Linked DNA regions of Homo sapiens: region 2 is linked to region 1. Evidence: read pairs that join two places in POLR2A ChIA-PET (ENCODE). Cell type or tissue: OCI-LY7. All regions are shown on one strand. Links, peaks and the distances in the headings refer to the core of each region. The heading gives the core; the rest is flanking DNA. Region 1 overlaps HELQ (helicase, POLQ like). Region 2 has its middle 45 kb from the start of COQ2.

Region 1 (10,836 bases), core at 1,868-9,867:
ACCCACGCTCAGTTCCAAAGTTAATTTCATCACCATGTCCCAGATTAAAGAAAAAACAAACAAACAAACAAACAAAACAGGCCAGGCGCAGTGGCTCATGCCTATAATCCTAGCACTTTGGGAGGCTAAGGTGGGAGGACTGTTGAGGACAAGAGTTCAAGACCAATCTAACCAACATAGCAAGACCCCATCTCTAAGAAAAAAAAAAGCCAATTTCATTAATTCAAGTATTTATTAAGTGCCAACCACTTGCCAAGCATTAGGATTCAGTGATCTTTTTTTTTTTGAGATGGGGTCTTGCTATGTTGCCCAGGCTGGTCTTGAACTCCTGGGCTCAAACGATCCTCCTGTCTCAGCCTCCCTAAGAGGTGGGATCACAGGTGTGAGCTACTGCACCTAACCATTCCATGATCTTTTAAAAATTATTTACATTAATCACTGAAGGGGATGAGAAAACAAAATTAAAAAGAAAAAAATTAAAAGAAAAAATTATTAAATAAAAAATTAGTATAAAATCTACACAGTTGCATATATAAAGTTATTGCATAACTTTTTAACCTCTATTGTCTCAGATAACAGTAATAAGATAAAAAATTTAAGAAAAATACCTTCAAACCAATCAAAGAGAGAAATAATGTTTGGATTCCCTTGGTGAATTCCTGAACAAGATGGCTGTAACAGTTTTCCAATGGTTTAGTTATTAACTCCAATACCTATAAAGGTTAAAGCAAAACCATGCCTTGTGTTATTATTAAAAATAAATGGTATTTAATATAAATATTTTATACTTTACATAAATCTTGTGGAGCCAGAAGGAGACCAAAAAAGTAAAGACAAAAGAATTTAACATTTATCTTCATTAAAAATGGAAGAAAAACAAATAGGAAAAATATTTTTTCATTGTCTGAAATACATACATTTTCAAACCACTCTAATTCTTAATCATATAGGAAAGAAAGCATCATTTAAAGAAAATTAATAATTAATTTTTAAAAGATGATTTCATAAAAGGGCTAGACCAACAACCAAGAAAAAGACAAAAACAACCAACCAACCAAATTGAGTATTACCTGTTGTTTGTCTTTTTCTTGCAATATGAGGATACTCTCCCCAATAGTATCTATTCCAGCACGACCAGCTCTGCCAATCATCTGTTTATATTGATTCCTCTTTAAAAATTCCTTAGCAACATAGGGAGCTCTTAAAATAACTCTGTGGAATTAATGAAAAATGATACTCTACAGCAAACAGCACCAATTTAAAAAATTCTTAATTTCATTATATATTTGTGATATTAAATTTAATGACATACTAACACAAAATAATAGGTAACTAGTGTTTACCAAGAATCTATGATTTCTTAGGTTTTTACACATATTATCTATAATTCTTACAAAACTCTTAGTTATAATATACTTTTTTATTTCATTTTTATAAAGGAATTAATTACAACTCAGTTAACTGACTTATCCTAAACTAAAAAATTAGTAATTACCAGAGCTATCATTTGAACTCAAGTCTGCCCAGCTGCAATGCCTATGATCAATCTGTAGCAGTAGTCTCCAAAGCGTTTGGACTTTATACTCCATAAATAAAAAATATGACCATACACCACTAACATATACATATCTATTTATGAATTTTTATTATTTTGAACTGTATAAAATTGCAGATGTCAACTGTTTTTGACCTACAAAAATGGTGATTTCAGCCAGGCTCAGTGGCTCATGCCTGTAATCCCAGCACTTTGGAGGGCTGATGTGGGAGGTTTGCTTGAGTCCAGGAGTTTGAGACCAGCTTGGGCAATATAGTGAGATGCAGTCTCTACAAAAACAACAACAACAACAACAAAAAACTGGCTGGGCATGGTAGTGTGCCCCTGTAGTCCCAGATACTTGGGAGGCTAAGGTGGGAGGATCACTTGAGCCTAGGAGGTTGAGGCTGCAGTAAATCGTGATTACATCACTGCACTCCAGCCTGGGCAACAGAGTGAAACCCCATCTCTTAAAAAAAAAAAGCAATTTCAATTATGTTCATATATACAGAAGTCTATAGTCAGTTAGTCAGCTTTCTTATCCAAAGGGAAGAAAAAACCTATTGTTTACCTATACTAGTCAACTTCCTCTTTATTTATAAATCTCATATGCAGAAAAGATTACCAAATACTTGAAGAAAACTAATAACATAAAAGAAACATAACATGAATATACAGAATAAGTGACCACAAAACCAGATAATATAGGGATCAGAAGAGAACTTTTAAAAATCCTAATTAGCATTAACAGAAAATTCCAAAGAGTATTATATCCACAATATAAGAGTAGACTATTGGCGGGGCGTGGTGGCTCACGCCTGTAATCCCAGCACTTTGAGAGGCTGAGGGGGGCGGATCACGAGGTCAGGAGATGGAGACCATCCTGGCTAACACAGTGAAACCCCGTCTCTACTAAAAATAAAAAAATTAGCTGGTCGTGGTGGCAGGCGCCTGTAGTCCCAGCTACTCAGGAGGCTGAGGCAGGAGACTGGTGTGAACCCAGGAGGCGGAGCTTGCAGTGAGCGGAGATTGCGCCACTGCACTCCAGCCTGGGTGACAGAGCGAGACTCCGTCTCAAAAAAAAAAAAAAAAAAAAAAGGAGTAGACTATTGGCCGTGTGTGGTAGCTCATGCCTGTAAATCCCAGCACTTTGGAAGGCGAAGGCAGGAGGATCACGAGGTCAATAGATTAAGACCACCCTGGCCAACATGGTGAAACCCCGTCTCTACTAAAAACACAAAAACTAAAAAACATTGTGTTGTGTGCCTGTAATCCCAGCTACTTGGGAGGCTGAGGCAGGAGAATCACTTGAACCCGGGAGGCAGAGGTTGCAGTGAGCAGATATCATGCCACTGCACTCCAACCTGGAGACAAAGCGAGACTCTGTCTCAAAAAAAAAAAAAAAAGGAGTAGACTATTATAAGGAAAGAACAACAAAAGAGAGTTCTTAGAAATAAAAAAAAATTAACTTTATTTAAAAATTCATAAAAAATTTGAAGGGCCAGGTGTGGTGGCTCACACCTGTCAATCTAGCACTTCGGGAGGCCACGGTGGGCAGATCACCTGAGGTCAGGAGTTTGAGACCAGCCTGGCCAACATGGCGAAACCCCGACTCTACTAAAAATATAAAAATTAGCCAGGTGTGGTGGTGGGCGCCTGTAATCCCAGCTACTTGGGAGGCTGAGGCAGGAGAATCGCTTGAACCCAGGAGACAGAGGTTGCAGTGAGCCGAGACCGCACCACTGCACTCCAGCCTGGCCACTGGGCAACAGAGTAAGACTCTGTCTCACAAAAAAGAAAATTCAATTGAAGAACTGAATAATGAATGAAAATAGTTAATGGATACAGTTAATGTAGTTAATGGATATCAGTTAAAAACTCATTTTTTTTTTTGAGACAGGGTCTCACTGTTGCCCAGGCTGGAGTGCAGTGGTACAATCATAGCTAACTGCAGCCTCGATGTCCTGGGCTCAAGCAATCTTCCCACCTCAGCCTCTCGAGCAGCTGGGATCACAAGTGTATGCCACCATGCCCAGCTAAGTTTTTAATTTTTTAGTAGAGATGAGGTCTTGCTATGTTGTCCAGACTGGTCTCAAACTCCTGGGCTCAAGCAATCCTCCTACCTTTGCCTCCCAAAGTGCTGGGATTACAAAAAAACTGATTTTTTGATATGGAAGGTAAAGTTGAAAAAAATTACATGGCACAAACGTGTGCTTACATTCTTCCACATTCTGAAAAATGTGTAAGAAAAGAGATACGAAAGCTGAATCTAAGAGGCCTCAACCCTGCCTAAGTGAAATTATAAAAGCAAGGAACAGAGATAATGGGAAGAAAAAGAAATAACAGAAAAAAAATTACTCAAAGAAGAAAGGCATAAAGCTTAGATTAAAAGCATCCACCCAAGTGCTAAGCCCTATGAATGAAAAGTAGTACTGTTGGGATTGTAAAATCAAACTTCCTGGGTTCAAACACTGGCTTTAAAACTCATTTGTTGGAAAATGAGTTGGGAAAAAGTTATGTAACTTTTTAAAGTTGGGAAAATTATTTAATTATTTAGTGCCTCAGTTTCCCCTTCTATAATAGGTGTGTAATAAAATATGACCTTCCTCACAGAGTTATTGTGAAGCTGTATCAAGTCAATGCATGTAAAGTTGTTACTACATGAAAGGGAGGGGAATGTAGTAATTACAACTATTATTATACACCATGACAAAATTGGGAGGTTAAAGAGAAAAGTCTAAAAGTTTCTGGAAAAGAAAAACAGAAAATCCATGCAGAGACAAAAATGAGCAACATTGGCCTCTAGAAAATATGGAACAATATTTACAAAATCCCTAAAGGAAAAAAATTGAATCTAGAATTCTTTTGCTAGTGAAGTGTAAAAGTGTGAGGCCAAAATACAGATATCTTCAACTATGCAAAGAGTCAAAATGTTTTACCCCCTAAAGCGGTATTCTAAAAAGGATTACTCAAGGAAGGCAAAATTAAAAAAAAAAAAATCAGAGAAGAAAGATGTGGGATATAAGAGGCAGTGGTAAGCAAAAAAGAAGTATGATTTACAGGTAAGTTTAAATACTACATAAGATGAAAGAAAATGTTTAAATCTGGCACTAAAATTCTAAGTAATTGCAACATTCATGGGGCAGAGTAGAATATACTAAGGACATGCTAAGCCTCTTTTTATGTTCAGGAGAGGACAGTTATTGATTAATTCTAAAGTAATAAAAAATGTTTGGTTACAACTTAAAATTTTAAGAGTAACCACTGGAATAATAGAAACAGGATATATAACTTTCATTTTTTTCTTCAATTGTCTGAAAAATGGAAAACTTAATGAGAGACAGAAATTGAAAATAAAAGAATGGAAAAAGGTACATACGTGGCAAAAAAAAAAAATGAGTCCTGGTATTCAAAGCAAAATTATTAAATGAGAAAAACAAGTATTTATTGTATTGATAAAAGGTATAATTCGGCAATAAGATATTTGAAGTAAACCTTTGTATATCTAAATAGTTTTGAAATATAAAAAGTAATAACTTCTAGAGATGCAAAAAGGAGAAACTGATAACTACATAATTAAAGTGGGAGACTAACACACTTCTCTGAAATTGATAGACCAAGGAATCAAATATAGTAAGAAAATAGAGAAGCCGATAACACAATGAACCTCTGTGATCTCGCTGAGATGTACAAAACTGCATATTCAACTGAAAATACATATTTTTTTAAACACTCATGGAAAGTTTATAAAAATTGATCATTTATTAGCAAAATACCCCATGATCATAAATTATAAAGGGGAGAAGTCAATTACACAGGCCTACACCTTTGGTAATAACTGGAAAGGTAATCAAGGGCCTGCTTTAAAATACATATATTAGACACAAATTGCCTATGGATCAGCTCTCCAAGATTTCAAGGAAATCTCTATGTTAAATAAACTCTTTCATATCATAAAAAAGGTAAAACACTTGCCAACTATTTCTACAAAACCAGATTAATAGACCCTAACATCAAAACCAGATATAAAGAGCAGAAAGGATGGAATTCTAATATCAAGAAATCTATTAACGTTATTTTTCATTACATATTTCATTACATATTCATTAAAATATTAAAGAAAATAAACCAACCAATCAACTCAGCATATGCTAAAAGAACATTTGATAAATTCTCATCCACTACTGAGAAAGCATAAAACAACAAAACTCCTCGCAAGCTAGAAATGGAAAAGTTCTGAGCCTGGTCAACACTTACTTATCTCTTACCTTCGAGCTGGTAGGTTGACACCTGCCGCTAGGGTAGATGTGCAGGTAAAAAGACAGAGCACTCCTGTGGAGTAGGCCTCCTCCAAGAGTTTCCTTTCATCACTTGTTAAGCCACTGTGGTGATAGGCAACTCCAAATGGGATAGTGCGCTTTAAAACAGGACACAGGTTGCCATTGCCAATATTCTTCAAGTTCTTAATCACCTCACATTTTTCTTTCTCCTTATGTTTCAGATATTCCCTATGAAAAAGATCTGTTAGAAATATGAGCCCTTGATCTTTTAGTGACAAAATTTCTACCATTTTCATTTTAGTAGATGCTAATGTAAACATTCTTTAATGTACTATTTCCATTGAGTTAAGTACATTAAATGTTCTTAGAATTTTGATTCTGACTTCATTAACTATTAGGCAGTCTCTCAATCTTTTTGTGGATTACAGAACCCTGTGAAAATCTTATCAAAACTAAGGAAAGGCGAAATGCGATGGCTCATGCCTGTAATCTCAGCACTTTGGGAGGTAGAGGCAGAAGGATTGCTTGAGCCCAAGAGTTCAAGATCAGCTTGGGCAGTGAAGCAAGACCACCTCTACAAAAAATAACAAAAATTAGCCGGGCATGGTGGTGCATGCACCTGCAGTTCCAGGCTATGGGGGAGGATGAGGTGGGATGATTGCTTGAACCCGGGAGTTTGAGGTTGCAATGAGCTATGAACCTACCAGCCTGGGTGAAAGAGCAAAGCCTTGTCTAAAAAAAAAAAAAAAAAAAAGGAAAAATATAACTATTTACATAAATACAACACTTTACATATAATTTCAGAGGGTTCGTGGATTTCCTAAAATTCATTCCTGTACTTCCTTTGAATCCATGGACACCAGGTTTAGACCTTTGCTCTGGATGTTATAACTGTTTTTTTCTTTATAACATATATCTTTATAGGGGATAGTTTTTTTAAAGACATAAATTTTCTTTTCTGAAGATGGAAACATACATATTATTAAATCATACTTCCATGGTAAAACACTGCCTAAACACTTGCACTTTAGAAACTTCACATCCTACAATGTTTCCATCACTTAGCCAGTGTCTCCATCTTATTACCTTGAATTACTCTAAGAAAATGAATGATTTACTGAGAATTTTTTTAATGATAATTTAATTTCCTTAAGCTTTTATAATCAAAATCATTGTAAAAGCAGACTGTTACCAAAATGAGCAACTCCTTCATCTTATTCCAAACATTTTTATATTTTGCTATTCAATAAATTTAAGTCTATCTTAGACCAATCCATGATAGTAGGATTGAAAGAGGAGGTAGAGGTTGACTAGATTAGCATTCAGGTTAATAGACTATGAATAGTGATACAGCATTAGCTAAGGGGCTGAAAGAAATCTCAGAAAATGATAAAACCACACATGGGACAAACAGGTGTATAAAAAACTGAACTGTTAGTAGTTAAAGTAACTTCATACTTATCTCTATGAATACGACAGAGCCAATATTAAGATACTACAAAATTATAAGACAACACATTTCTTACTCAGGAAATTATATCCAAATGTCCATACAACTAAGTGTGAAGTTTACTAAGAAAACAAAGGCAGGCCAGGCGCAGTGGCTCACGCCTGTAATTCCAGCACTTTGGGAGGCTATGGGGGGCGGATTGCTTGAGCTCAGGAGTTCGAAACCAGCCTGGGCAACATGGTGAAATACTATCTCCATGAAAATTACAAAAAATTAGTTGGGAGTGGTGGTGTGTGCCTGTAGTCCCAGCTACTTGGGAGGCTGAGGTAGGAGGATCACTTGAGCCCAGGAGACAGAGGCTGCAGTGAGCTAGCTGAATTTGTGCTACTGCATTCCAGCATAGGTGACAGAGTGAGACCCTGTCTCAGGAAAAAAAAAAAAAAAAAAGGAAAAGAGAAAAAAAGGCAATGGAAGATACAATTCATTTCCACAGTGGTAACAGTGATTAGTCCTTTGACTGACTAAGCCAGTTGTTCCTGTCCTTGGCTATATGTTGGACTTGCCTGGGGAGCTTTACAAAATGATATCTGGGTGTCACTCCCAGAGATTCTGATTTGTCTAAGATGTAGCCTGGACTTTGGAATTTTTAAAAGCCTCCAAGATGATTCACTATGCACCCAAGGTTTTGAATCACTGACCTAATATTACTTAACATTCTCATACATATAGTCTTAGGGTTTTGTCTTTTTTTTTTCCTTTTCTTTTTGAGACTGAGTCTCCCTCTGTCACCCAGGCTGGAGTGCAATGGTGTGGTCTCAGCTCACTGCAACCTCTGCCTCCCAGGTTCAAGTGATTCTCCCGCCTTAGCCTCCCGAGTAGCTAGGACTACAGGTGCACGCCACCACACCCAGCTAATTTGGTATTTTCAGTAGAGACAGGATTTCACTATGTTGGCCAGGCTGGTCTTGAACTCCTGACCTCATGATCCGCACACCTTGGCTTCCCAAAGTGCTGGGATTACAGGCATGAGCCACCGTGCCTGGTCTTCTTTTTTTTTTTTGATGGAGTCTCGCTGTGTCACGCAGGCTGGAGTGCAGTAGTGCGATCTCAGCTAACTGCAACCTCCGCCTCCCGGGTCCAACAGATTCTCATGTCTCAGCCTCCCCAGTAGCTGGGATTATAGGTGCAAGGCACCACACCCAGCTAATTTTTTGTATTTTTAGTAGAGATGGGGTTTCACCGTGTTGGCCAGGCTCGTCTCAAACTCCTGACCTCAAGTGATCCACCCACCTCGGCCTCCCAAAGTGCTGGGATTACAGGCATGAGCCATGGTGCCCAGCCACCTTAGAATGTTTCTCTGGCTATTTCACATGTGATTTTTCACAGTTAAAATTTCTTTCTTCAAGGTCAAGGCCTTCAGTATACTAAAACAACTTAATATGATGTTTTGCAAGGCATAATTAGTGTTTGCCCAATAAAATTAATACATAGTCTGTAATTCCTAATAAAAATAAAACAGGCTATTTAAAAAATATTAACATACTTGCTTAAAAATTTGCATATCATTTCTGCTACATTTTCACAGTTCTTCTTACTAGGACAAAAAACTAAGCAGGAATAATTGGGAATAACTTCTGTCACCAATGCTACCAAGTGATCAGGATCCATCTTTTTTAGGGTATCAGAATACTGCAAAACAACAAGATGTAGGAACAAAGTGGTTAGTAAACATGAAACCCTGTCAATTTTTTACCAGTGTGATTTGAAAGGTAAATAAACCATCTATAATTCTAAACTTCTAATTTAATAAATCTGATCATTTAAAAGAAAAGATGAAATCTATATTAAACATCAAAATGTTCAATCTCACTTTTCTTTTAGGTTATTATGATTTTCTTAGGTCTAGTTAGTCTAAAAAAAAACCTAGAATTAAACAAGTGAATTAAAGAAAATTAAAGAAGTGAAAATAGTTAATGTTATTAATAGCCTCACTACATGCCCATCTCCACCACAGCAGAACAAAAAAGTCCACAGAGAGAAACACAGATTGATCCTAATAATAGTTAACGGACTGTGTAAATAAGACATGCCCTTTACAACCATTAAGTTTTCAAAAACACAGATTCAATCATACTACTGAATTATGACAATTTTTGTAGTCACATGAGGAACACAAAGAACATGAAGAAAAAATGTGAAGTTATTTAAAATCTATTTCTTCAACTTTACTAAAGACATAGCTGTAGAATAACACATCTTCACAGAATTCTAAAACTACTGTATAATCCCTTCTTCCCCTTTTTAATATCCTTCATACAAGTCATAAAACACTAAAATTTACATAGTAGACATTAACATTTTATACACCAATATCTGAACTACATGGTCCATAAATTATTCTTTTGTTGTTGTTGTTGTATGAATAAACATTTACAGGAGAGTTTTCCAAATTTTCTTTGTTCACAGCCCCAGGGCCCAAAGAAATACTTTACAGTTTTGTTAATTAAATAGTGAGGTCCAAACAACTTAATAAATACGTACTTCCTCACAATTTAGTAGCTGTTAGAATAAATAATACACATCAGTTGAGTGAAAAAATATTTTTATTTCATTCTTAAATAACCACAACAGCTCACTAATGGGATGTGTGCACAACTTGGTACTGTCTTTCAAAATCTGAAATAAGACTGGACACAGCTATTCTCTTCTGTTCCAGATTGATTTTCACACGGTACTTGCTTACAGCAACTGTAAAAACCCCAACTTCACAAAGATATGATGTCATAGAAAAGAATATGGTGTGATCTAATGTTGAAACTGGAAACGAGCTATCTTGAACTGGCAGTCTGCATGGTGTCCAACAAATGTCAAGCATCAGCTGTTTCTCTGAAAAATCTAGACTATTCTACGGAATCCATTGGAAACTCTTGTTGTGCCCCAGACACAAAGTCTGGTAACCTGGAATTTAAATGTTATCAATGTTACCTTATAATTAAGAAGACGTGAAAAAGTCATGCCATTCTCAGCTTTGCTGTCAACTTCATATATTGTATCATTTATTTTCAGATATTCTTTTAACTCAACCTTGAATTAAAAGGACATTTGCAATTAATACGACATATAAATTCATCTTTCCAGTGTTTTAAATATTGTAAAATAGGTTAAGAAAGGACAGCTATAAAAGAGTTTAGCTTTTCTAAGATACATAAAACATGCTTCAACTTAAAAGTTCTTGCTTTACCATTTCTTCTTCTTCTGTTTTGGTCTCTTTTTCCCTTAAAATCAAAATAGAGATCAATATCCTTGAAGAAATATGTTTGAATTCAGTAAACATCATATCCAAAAAAGAAACCACACACTTCTGTATTTGTCACAAAAAGTGTGAGTCTTGGTGTTCTTAACTTTTACTAAGGTATCATCTGTTTTATGTCTCAAGATCTAAAACTTTGTCTTTTTTTTTTTTTTTTTTTTGAGACAGGGTCTCACTCTATCACCCAGGCTTGGAGTGCAGTAGCATGATCACAGCCCACTGCAGCCTCAACCTCCAGGGCTCATGCTATCCTCCTACCTCA
Region 2 (10,836 bases), core at 1,742-9,741, 200 kb before region 1:
AAGCTAAGCCATCATATCCCTAGTGACCTGCATGTATACATCCAGATGGCCGGTTCCTGCCTTAACTGGTGATATTCCGCCACAAAAGAAGTGAAAATGGCCTGTTCCTGCCTTAACTGATGACATTACCTTGTGAAATTCCTTCTCCTGGCTCATCCTGGCTCAAAAGCTCCCCCTCTGAGCACCTTGTGACCCCCCACCCCTGCCCACCAGAGAAAAACCCCCCTTTTTCCTTTACCTACCCAAATCTTATAAAACGGCCCCACCCCTATCTCCCTTCCCTGACTCTCTTTTCGGACTCAGCCCACCTGCACCCAGGTGAAATAAACAGCCTTGTTGCTCACACAAAGCCTGTTTGGTGGTCTCTTCACATGGACGTGCGTGAAAGGGAATTTGTCACAGAACATTCAGCAGACAAACTTAAAGAGGGAATTTTAAACTAGCTTTCAGAACCTAGGCTCAGAGGCAGTACTCAAGTGAGGTCCTGCTGCAGATGACAACTGCAAAAGAAAATGAACATTGATTTTCTCCAAGTTAGACTCATTTATTTAGCTGTTACTCATAAAGTAGAAGCCAGGTAAGCAGTAGTGTTGACTCATACATAATTTGCAAAAGAGTTGATAAACTCGGACAACAGCAGTGGGACTGCTTTATAGTTTCAAAAGCCTCTTAACATCTTCTCTGTTTTGAGTGCATCATCTTCTCTAAGATGAATTATCTTCAGACCAAATTATATAAGTCAATCTGCAATGGAACAAGCTGGAGGAGATTTAGATTCACTATCTAGAGAAAAGTGTTCATTTGTTTAAAAGAAATACTTTAAACTGAGGGAATTCATCACCACTAGACCAGTCCTACAAGAAATGTTTGAGAGTCCTTCATCTAGAAGTGAAAGTGTCAGGCCTCTGAGCCCAAGCTAAGCCATCATATGCCCTGTGACCTGCACATATACATCCAGATGGCCGGAAGCAACTGAAGATCCACAAAAGTGAAAATGGCCTGTTCCTGCCTTAACTGATGACATTCCACCATTGCGATTTGTTCCTGCCCCACCTTAACTGAACTATTAACCTTGTGAAATTCCTCCTCCTGGCTCAGAACCTCCCCCACTGAGCACCTTGTGACCCCCGCCCCTGCCCATAAGAGAAAAACCCCCTTTGACTGTAATTTTCCACTACCCACCCAAATCCTGTAAAACAGCCCCACCCCATCTCCCTTTGCTGACTCTCTTTTCGGACTCAGCCCGCCTGTACCCAGGTGAAATAAACAGCCTTGTTGTTCACACAAAGCCTGTTTGGTGGTCTCTTCACATGGACACACATGACAGAAAGGATGATGTCTACCATCAAGAAAACACATAAGACTGTAAAACTCACTGGCATAGCAGATACACAAATGAGAAAGAGAAAGGAATCAAATGTTACCACTACAGAAAACCACCAAACCGCAATGATAAATAATGAAAGAGACAAAAGATCAATGAAACAAAAAGTTGGTTCTTTGCAAAGAAAAACAAAATTGATAAACTGCTAGCTAGAATAACCAAGAAGAGATAAGATCCAAATAAACATAATCAGAAATGAAAAAGGAGACATGACAACAGACACCAGAAATGCAAAAGGTCATCAGCGAGAATTATGAACAACTATATGCTCAAAAACTAGGAAACCTAGAGGGAATTGATTAAATACCAGGAAACATACTACCTTCTAAGATTAAACCAGGAAGAAACAGAAAACCTCAACAGACCAATAATGAGATTACATCATAATAAAAACTCTCCCCACAAAGAAAGGCCCAGAACTGGATCACTTTATTGCTGAATTCTATCAAGCTTATAAAGAACTAACACTAATTCTTCTCAAATCATTCCAAAAAATTAAAGAGGAGGGAAATCTTTCTAACTCATTCTGTAAGGCCAGCATTACCTGATGCTAAAACCAGACAAGGACACACAAAAAAAGAAAACTATGAGAGAAAAATATCTCTCAGGAACATAGATGTAAAAATCCTCATCAAAATACTAGCAAACTAAATCTAACAACCATCAAAAATATAATACACCATGATCAAGTGGGATTTATCCCAGGAATGCAAAAAATGGTTCCACATATGCAAATCAATAAATGTGATACATTAACCAAAGGAAGGACAAAAACCATATGATCATCTCAATAAACACAGAAAAAGCATTTGATAAAATTTAACATCCTTCATGATAAAACGTCTCAACAAGTTAGGCGTAAAAGAAACATACCTCAAAATAACAAAAGCCATATATGACAAACCCACAGCTAACATCATACCACCTGGGGAAAAGCTAAAAGCCTTTCCTCTAAGAACTGGAATAAGACAATGATGCTCACCTTTACTATTCTTATTCAACATAGTGCTGGAAGTCCTAGCCTGATCGATTAGGAAAGAGGAAGAAATAAGGACATAATCCAAGTTGGAAAAGAAGTGAAAGTGTCTCTCTTTACAGATGACATGATCTTATACTTAGAAAAACCTAAAGACTACCAAAAAAGTCTTACAAATGATAAGTAAATCCAGTAAAGTTGAAGGATACAAAAACCAATATACAAAAATTGGTAGTTTCTATATAACCAGGATGAACTAATTAAAAAGAAATCAAGAAAGCAATCCCGCATTTCCACCCACTTCCCCACCCAGTGCCACTCTGGCTACCCTGCACTCGCTCTGAGCTCCAGGCTTCTGCTAAGTTAGCAACACCATGGTCTCCCTTTAGCTGCTCTCATGATTACCTACCCTGGCATCATCAGCCACAATAGTTCAACATGTATAAGATTTGGGAGATTGCAGACAGGCTTGCCTGGAGTTGGAGGGAAAGATGGTAAGTAGGACGCAGGGTAACACTGATGACTTGTTCATTGGTGGAAATGCCTCTGCTGAAGGCCCTTAGGGCAAAGGTGCCTCCCAAAGTGCTGGGATTACAGGTGTGAGCTACCGTGCCCGGCCAGGTCTAAATATTTGTAACGAACTGTTAAATAAAATATGTTCTACCCTCACATCTTGACAAATACACTTTTATAATAACCTGGAAGGGCAGGTTCCTATTTAGAATTCTCAGACTTCTTGGGGTCTCCAGATTATGGAGACAGCTGGCTCCCTGGCTGCCCATCCCTGGTCTGAGGGCATTTCCTCTTTTATTTCTACCTATGCCCCATCCTACACTACAAAGGGCTTTGTGGACACATGTGTGGACACCTGATGCTGCATAGCTAAGCTCTAACCACACCCACTTCATAAAATGTGTGTCCCCTGGGCATCCTTAGCCATTAGGGTTGTGTACTCCAGCTGTGCAGTCTGCCCTTAGGAGGACTTAATCAGGAAAGAGAATGTACTAGCCCTGTAAATAGGCTCCAAGTGGTTTGGGCAGATAATTCTGCAGTCTAAGGCACCCAGACGTAGATGAATAGTATTCCATTGTATAGATCACTTTGGGTAATATGGACGTTTTAACAACTTTAATCCTTCCAGTCCATGAGCATGAGCTATCTTTCCATTTATTTGTGTCTTCTATTTTTCTAATTATTTTTTAAATAGTTTTCAGTGTACTGATTTTTGTGTGTTGATTTTGGATCCTACAACTTTACTGTATTTGTTTATCTTAACAGTTTTTTGGTGGAGTCTCTGGGGTTTTCTATATATAAGGACACGTTATTGGCAAACAGGTGTAATTTAACTTCTCCCTTTCCTATTTGGGGAATGTCTTTTATTTCTTTCTCTTGCCTAATTGCTGTAGCTAGGATTTCCAATACTATGTTGAATAGAGGTGGCAAGAATGGACATCTCTGCGTTGTTCTGATCTTAGAAGAAAGGCTTTCCATTTTCACTGTAGTGTATAATATTAGCTGTGAACAAAATCTGCATTTTTAAACACCTGTTAGATTCTTACTGGGAGATGTTGAAGGCCTCTAAAAGTAAGAGGTAGGGTAGGGCTTTGTGTTGCTGTTCCCCCCAGACTCACTAAATGTTTGCATGTTACCTTGGTATCCAGCCCTAGATGGAATTCTGCTACCGCTGTAATCATTAGCAAGCAGGCGTGCTCTTCTTACAAGCTCAGCTCAGTCCCTTAGGCACTGTATCGGATGAGATAAGGAAAAGCTGCTGTAATAATAATACAGTGGTTTAAAGCAACAGTCCAAGGTGAATGTTCCAAGGTGGCAGGTGGTCTGCTTCATGAGCCACTCAGGGGCTCAGGTTCCTTCCAACGTGATTCTGCACTACTCTCTGGGCCTTTTGTTGTCTGCATAGCAAAGTTCTAGCCAACCAAATGGCAAGAAGGGAACAAGAACTCAGAATAGGCATATTCATGTTCTTAAGGTGTAGGCCCAGAAATCTAGGTATACATTCTTCTACTCACATGCCATCAGGTGAAACTTAGCCACATGAATACAGCTATCTGTTAGGTGAGCTGGATTGGGTGGTGTAGCCAAGCACCTAAGAAGAAGAGGAGAATGGACTATTTGGTAGAAAACTGGTTGTCTCCACCATTGGCACACTGCCAAGTATCTTGCAGGAAAGAATTAATCAAGGCAGATGCAATAATATTCTAGAGCCAAGTTAAGCTCACTTACTATTCAGAATAGGTAGCAGAATCTTCAGGTCCAAATCAGAGCCTGAGCCACAAAGACCACTCTGAAAGATATAGATAGGCTGCTGGGCTCATAAATTTTATGCACTTCTATACATATAAGGACACAGATTCTTCTACAGTATTGCTAATTAATCCAAATATTTTATTTTATTTTTATTTATTTATTTATTTTGAAACGGAGTCTCGCTCTATCGCCCAGGCTGGAGTGCAGTGGCGTGGTCTCAGCTCGTTGCAACCTCTGCCTCCTGGGTTCACGCCATTCTCCTGTCTCAGCCTCCCGAGTAGCTGGGACTACAGGCGCCTGCCACCATGCTGGCTAATTTTTTGTATTTTTAGTAGAGATGGGGTTTCATCGTGTTAGCCAGGATGGTCTCGATCTCCTGACCCCGTGATCTGCCTGCCTCAGCCTCCCAAAGTGCTGGGATTACAAGCGTGAGCCACCGCACCCGGCCTCACACATTTTATTTTTTAAATTTAAGTTTATTTTATTTTCTTAGAGATGGGGTCTTGCTATGTTGCCCAGGCAGGATTCAAACTTCTGGGCTTGGCTGGCCATGGTGGTTCATTCCTATAATCCCAGTGTTTTGGGAGGCCAAGGCACGAGGATCTCTTGAGGCCAGGAGTTTGAGACCAGCCTGTACAACATAGCAAGACACCTTCTCTACAAAACAAAAACAAATCAAAAACAGACAAAAACCTCCTGTGCTTAAGGAATCCTCCCACCTCAGACACCTGAGAAGGATCACACACACATGCCACTGTGCCTGGCTAATCCACATATTTTAAACATCGCACATTTTGCCAACTGAAAACTATTTCTATCATTTTAAAAGTATATTAACAACTAGTACATTGAGATAGCAATAGTCAAACCACTTGTAACAGGTCCTCTGGAATGTGGAGACCTGAGAAAAACATTTCAAACCTATCCTGGAGAGTATATTCCTGATTAGGGCACTTCAAATGCTAAATTCCTATTTCTAGATTAAAAGTAACAAACACGCATATATCACATTGTCCAGGCCCTTGATGCATATTGAAAACATTCACACCACACACATACACTCACATACACATGCACACACGCAAACACGTGTGTGCACATACACACACATGCACACAGGAAATACAGAAAACTATGCACCAAAATAGAGATGATTATTATCACGTAGGGTCTATTTTGTGCAGGTATCAACATATAAATATTCCCAGAGGAATTTCATAATTCAGGATTTCGTGAAGATGACAAAAGAAGAATGACTGCATCTATTCTGAACTTTACCCAGTTTTGGAGTCCTGATGTCAGTCACTACTTCTTACTTTCTAAGGCACTGATGGTAACAATTAACTTCTGTGGCCAAAGGACTATTTCCAGGATGGCCTGGATCCTCTTTTTGCCATCCCACACTGCTCTCACACCACACTGTCTGAGATGTCTACTTCCTGCATCTGGGCCCTTATTATAAATGAAAGTAGTTCTTTGCTTTGGTCCTGGCTCAAAATATAGCCCTCAACTACTGAGTCTTTAGCAATTCCTTTGCATCTGATTGCAGATGCAATTGAAAATTGCAACATAACTGCAATTGCCTTGCCTGTGAAAAGGCAATATAACTGACGGTTGAAAGCGAAGATTCTTTCAGTTCCCTCAACTGAATAATGAGTTCGCAGATGTAAAGTGCTTAGGACAGCACCTGGCATGTAGTAAGTAGCACTCTGTGGGTACCGGCTGTTATCATTTCTCTATTATCTGTTTCTCCTGACAGACCTGTAGATAGTGGAACTTTGAATCTTCTTCACTTTATTTTATTGTTTTAATTAATTAATTAATTAATTAATTTTTTTTTAAAGACAGAGTCTTACTCTGTTGTCCTGGTTGGAGTATAGTTAAGCAATCATAGCTCACTGTAACCTCAAACAACTGAGCTCAAGCAATCTTCCTGCTTCAGCCTCCCAAGTAGCTAGGACTACAGGCATGCATCACCTCACCCAGCGAATTTTTAAATTTTTGTAGAAATGAGGTCTTGCTATGTTGTCCAGGTTGGTCTTGAAACCCTGACTGCAACGGATCATCCTGCCTTGGCCTCCCAAAGCTCTGGCATTACAGGTGTGAGCCACTGTGCCTGGCTTCCACTTTATTTTAAGAAGGAAACCACAGGTAAATATTCTTACACTTTTATCACTCTTGACACTACCCTTCCACTAGGTAACTGCAGGAACAGGGTCAGATGACTGCTGGGGTTGTTTTGAAACTTGACATGATTAAGCCTGTGATGCCAGGATAAAAAAAAATTACTTTTCTCTTGCCTTTTATCTGTTGTCTGTCTTTTAGACATTTAACTATCAGTCTTCCTACATAAAGGAATAAATGGGGTAAAAAAAAAAAAAAAAAAAGAGTTTTTCCCATTCCAAGCTGGCCAAATAGGAACAGCTCTGGCCTGCAGCTCACAGTGTGATTGATGCAGAAGACGGGTGATTTCTGCATTTCCAACTGAGCCTCTGCTGGTGATACCCAGGGGAACAGGGTCTGGAGTGGACCTCCAGCAAACTCCAACAGACCTGCAGCTGAGGGACCTGACTGTTAGAAGGAAAACTAACAAACAGAAAGGAATGGCATCAACATCAACAAAAAGGACATCCACACCAAAACCCTATCTGTAGGTCACCAACTCCAAAGACCAAAGGTAGATAAAACCACAAAGATGGGGAGAAACCAGAGCAGAAAAGCTGAAAATTCTAAAAACCAGAGCATCTCTTCTCCTCCAAAGGATTGCAGCTCCTCGCCAACAACGGAACAAAGCGGGACAGTGAATCACTTTGACGAGTTGACAGAAGTAGGCTTCAGAAGGTCAGTAATAACAAACTTCTCCGAGCTAAGGGAGGATGTTTGAACTCATTGCAAGGAAGCTAAAAACCTTGAAAAAAGATTAGACAAATGGCTAACTAGAATAAACAGTGTAGAGAAGAACTTAAATGACCTGATGGAGCTGAAAACCATGGCATGAGAACTACGTGACACATGAACAATCTTCAGTAGTCAATTCAATCAAGTGGAAGAAAGAGTATCAGTGATTGAAGTTCAAATTAATGAAATAAAGTGAGAGGAGAAGTTTAGAGAAAAAAGAGTAAAAAGAAATGAACAAAGCCTCCAAGAAATATGGGACTATGTGAAAAGACCAAATCTACGTTTGATTGGTGTACCTGAAAGTGACAGGGAGAATGGAACCAAGTTGGAAAACACTCTTCAGGATATTATCCAGGAGAACTTCCCCAACCTAGCAAGGCAGGCCAACATTCAAATTCAGGAAATACAGACAACACCACAAACATACTCCTTGAGAAGAGCAACCCCAAGACACAAAATTGTCAGATTCACCAAAGTTGAAATGAAGGAAAAACTGTTAAGGGCAGTCAGAGAGAAAGGTCGGGTTACCCACAAAGGGAAGCCCATCACATTAACAGCGGATCTCTCGGCAGAAACTCTACAAGCCAGAAGAGAGTGGGGGCCAATATTCAACATTCTTAAAGAAAAGAATTTTCAACCCAGGATTTCATATCCAGCCAAACTAAGCTTCATAAGTGAAGGAGAAATAAAATCCTTTACAGAGAAGCAAATGCTGAGATATTTTGTAACCACCAGGCCTGCCTTACAAGAGCTCCTGAAGGAAGCACTAAACATGGAAAGGAACAACCGGTACCAGCCACTGCAAAAACATGCCAAATTGTAAAGACCATTGATGCTAGGAAGAAATTCCATCAACTAATGCGCAGCTAACATCATAACCAGCTAACATCATAATGACAGGATCAAATTCACACATAACATTATTAACCTTAAATGTAAATGGGCTAAATGCCCCAGTTAAAAGACACAGACTGGCAAATTGGATAGTCAAGACCCATCAGTGTGCTGTATTCAGGAGACCCATCTGACGTGCAGAGACACACACAGGCTCAAAATAAAGGGATGGAGGAAGATCTACCAAGCAAATGGAAAGCAAAAAAAAGCAGGGTTTGCAATCCTAGTCTCTGATAAAACAGACTTTAAACCAACAAAGATCAAATGAGACGAAGAAGGCCATTACATAATGGTAAAGGGATCAATTCAACAAGAAGAGCTAACTATCCTAAATATCTATGCATGCAATACAGGAGCACCCACATTCATAAAGCAAGTCCTTAAAGACCTACAAAGAGACTTAGACTCCCACACAATAATAATGGGAGACTTTAACACCCCACTGTCAATATTAGACAGATCAACGAGACAGAAGGTTAACAACGATATCCAGGACTTGAACTCAGCTCTGCACCAAGCTGACCTAATAGACATCCACAGAACTCTCCACCCCAAATCAACAGAATATACATTCTTCTCAGCACCACATTGCACTTATTCAAAAATTGACCACATAGTTGGAAGTAAAGCACTCCTCAGCAAATATAAAAGAACAGAAATCACAACAAACTGTCAGACCACAGTGCAATCAAATTTGAACTCTGGATTAAGAAACTCACTCGAAACCACACAACTACATGGAAACAGAACAACTTGCTCCTGAATGACTACTGGGTAAATAACAAAATGAAGGCAGAAATAAAGATATTCTTTGAAACCAACGAGAACAAAGGCACAATGTACCAGAATCTCTGGGACACATTTAAAGCAGTGTGTAGAGGGAAATTTATAGCACTAAATGCCCACAAGAGAGAGCAGGAAAGATCTAAAATCAACACCCTAACATCACAATTAAAAGAACTAGAGAAGCAAGAGCAAACAAATTCAAAAGCTAGCAGAAGGCAAGAAATAACTAAGATCAGAGCAGAACTGAAGGAGACAGAGACACAAAAACCCTTCAAAAAATCAATGAATCCAGAAGCTGGTTTTTAGAAAAGATCAACAAAATTGATAGACCGCTAGTAAGACTAATAAAGAAGAAAAGAGAGAAGAATCAAATAGATGCAATAAAAATGATAAAGGGGATATCACCACCAATCCCACAGAAATACAAACTACCATTGGAGAATACTATAAACACCTCTACGCAAATAAACTAGAAAATCTAGAAGAAATGGATAAATTCCTGGACACATACACCCTCCCAAGACTAAACTAGGAAGAAGTTCAGTCTCTGAATAGACAAATAACAGGCTCTGAAAGTGAGGCAATAATTAATAGCCTATCAACCAAAAAAAGTCCAGGACCAGATGGATTCACAGCTGAATTCTACCAGAGGTACAAAGAGGAGGTGGTACCATTCCTTCTGAAACTATTCCAATCAATAGAAAAAGAGGGAATCCTCCCTAACTCATTTTATGAGGCCAGCATCATCCTGATACCAAAGCCTGGCAGAGACACAACAAAAAAAGAGAATTTTAGACCCATATCCCTGATGAACATCGATGCGAAAATCCTCAATAAAATACTGGCAAACCAAATCCAGCAGCACATCATAAAGCTTATCCACCACGATCAAGTTGGCTTCATCCCTGGGATGCAAGGCTGGTTCAACATATGCAAATCAATAAATGTAATCCATCACATAAACAAAACAAACAACAAAAACCACACGATTTTCCCAACAGATGCAGAAAAGCCTTCCACAAAATTCAACATCCCTTCATACTAAAAACTCTCAATAAACTAGGTATTGATGGGACATATCTCAAAATAATAAGAGCTATTTATGACAAACCCACAGCCAATATCATACTGAACGGGCAAAAACTGGGAGCATTCCCTTTGAAAACTGGCACAAGACAAGGATGCCCTCTCTCACCACTCCTATTCAACATAGTGTTGGAAGTTCTGTCCAGGGCAATCAGGCAAGAGAAAGAAATAAAGGGTATTCAAATAGGAAAAGAGGAAGTCAAATTGTCTCTGTTTGCAGACGACATGACTGTATAATTAGAAAACCCCATCCTCTCAGCCCAAAATCTCCTTAAGCTGATAAGCAACTTCAGCAAAGTCTCAGGATATAAAATCAATGTGCAAATATCACAAGCATTCCTATACACCAATAACAGACAAATGGCAAAATCATGAGTGAATTCCCATTCACAATTGCTACAAAGAGAATAAAATTCCCAGGAATCCAACTTACAAGGGATGTGAAGGACCTCTTCAAGGAGAACTACAAGCCACAGCTCAACGAAATAAAGGAGGACACAAACAAATGGAAAAACATTCCATGCTCATGGATAGGAAGAATCAATAT

Evidence for each region. ChIA-PET counts read pairs that join two places held together with the same protein. Peaks named below come from ENCODE experiments on the same cell type or tissue, not always from the same donor. Only the 100,000 strongest peaks of a DNase experiment are listed, where the experiment ranks them.
Region 2: POLR2A ChIA-PET joins it to region 1 with 14 read pairs; 3 of 35 experiments call an interaction of 5 or more read pairs at or near these places.

The regions. Positions count from the first base shown.
Region 1 is chr4:83,431,056-83,441,891 of GRCh38, forward strand. It overlaps HELQ (helicase, POLQ like), which reads right to left. Exons shown (of 18, transcript NM_133636.5): 7 at 10,250-10,348; 8 at 8,808-8,953; 9 at 5,803-6,042; 10 at 1,071-1,212; 11 at 609-713. Among named protein-coding and RNA genes, the nearest start is that of HELQ, 19 kb to the right of the region's middle. In OCI-LY7, for the core only: a CTCF peak has its summit at 6,046; DNase peaks (open chromatin) are centred at 5,846, 6,406 and 9,296; H3K4me3 peaks cover 6,140 bases; H3K27ac peaks cover 6,545 bases.
Region 2 is chr4:83,234,513-83,245,348 of GRCh38, forward strand. No RefSeq gene overlaps it. Among named protein-coding and RNA genes, the nearest start is that of COQ2, 45 kb to the right of the region's middle. RefSeq lists an enhancer at 1,028-1,077. In OCI-LY7, for the core only: no CTCF peak of the experiment used is centred there; DNase peaks (open chromatin) are centred at 3,259, 6,179 and 6,609; H3K4me3 peaks cover 1,556 bases; H3K27ac peaks cover 2,717 bases.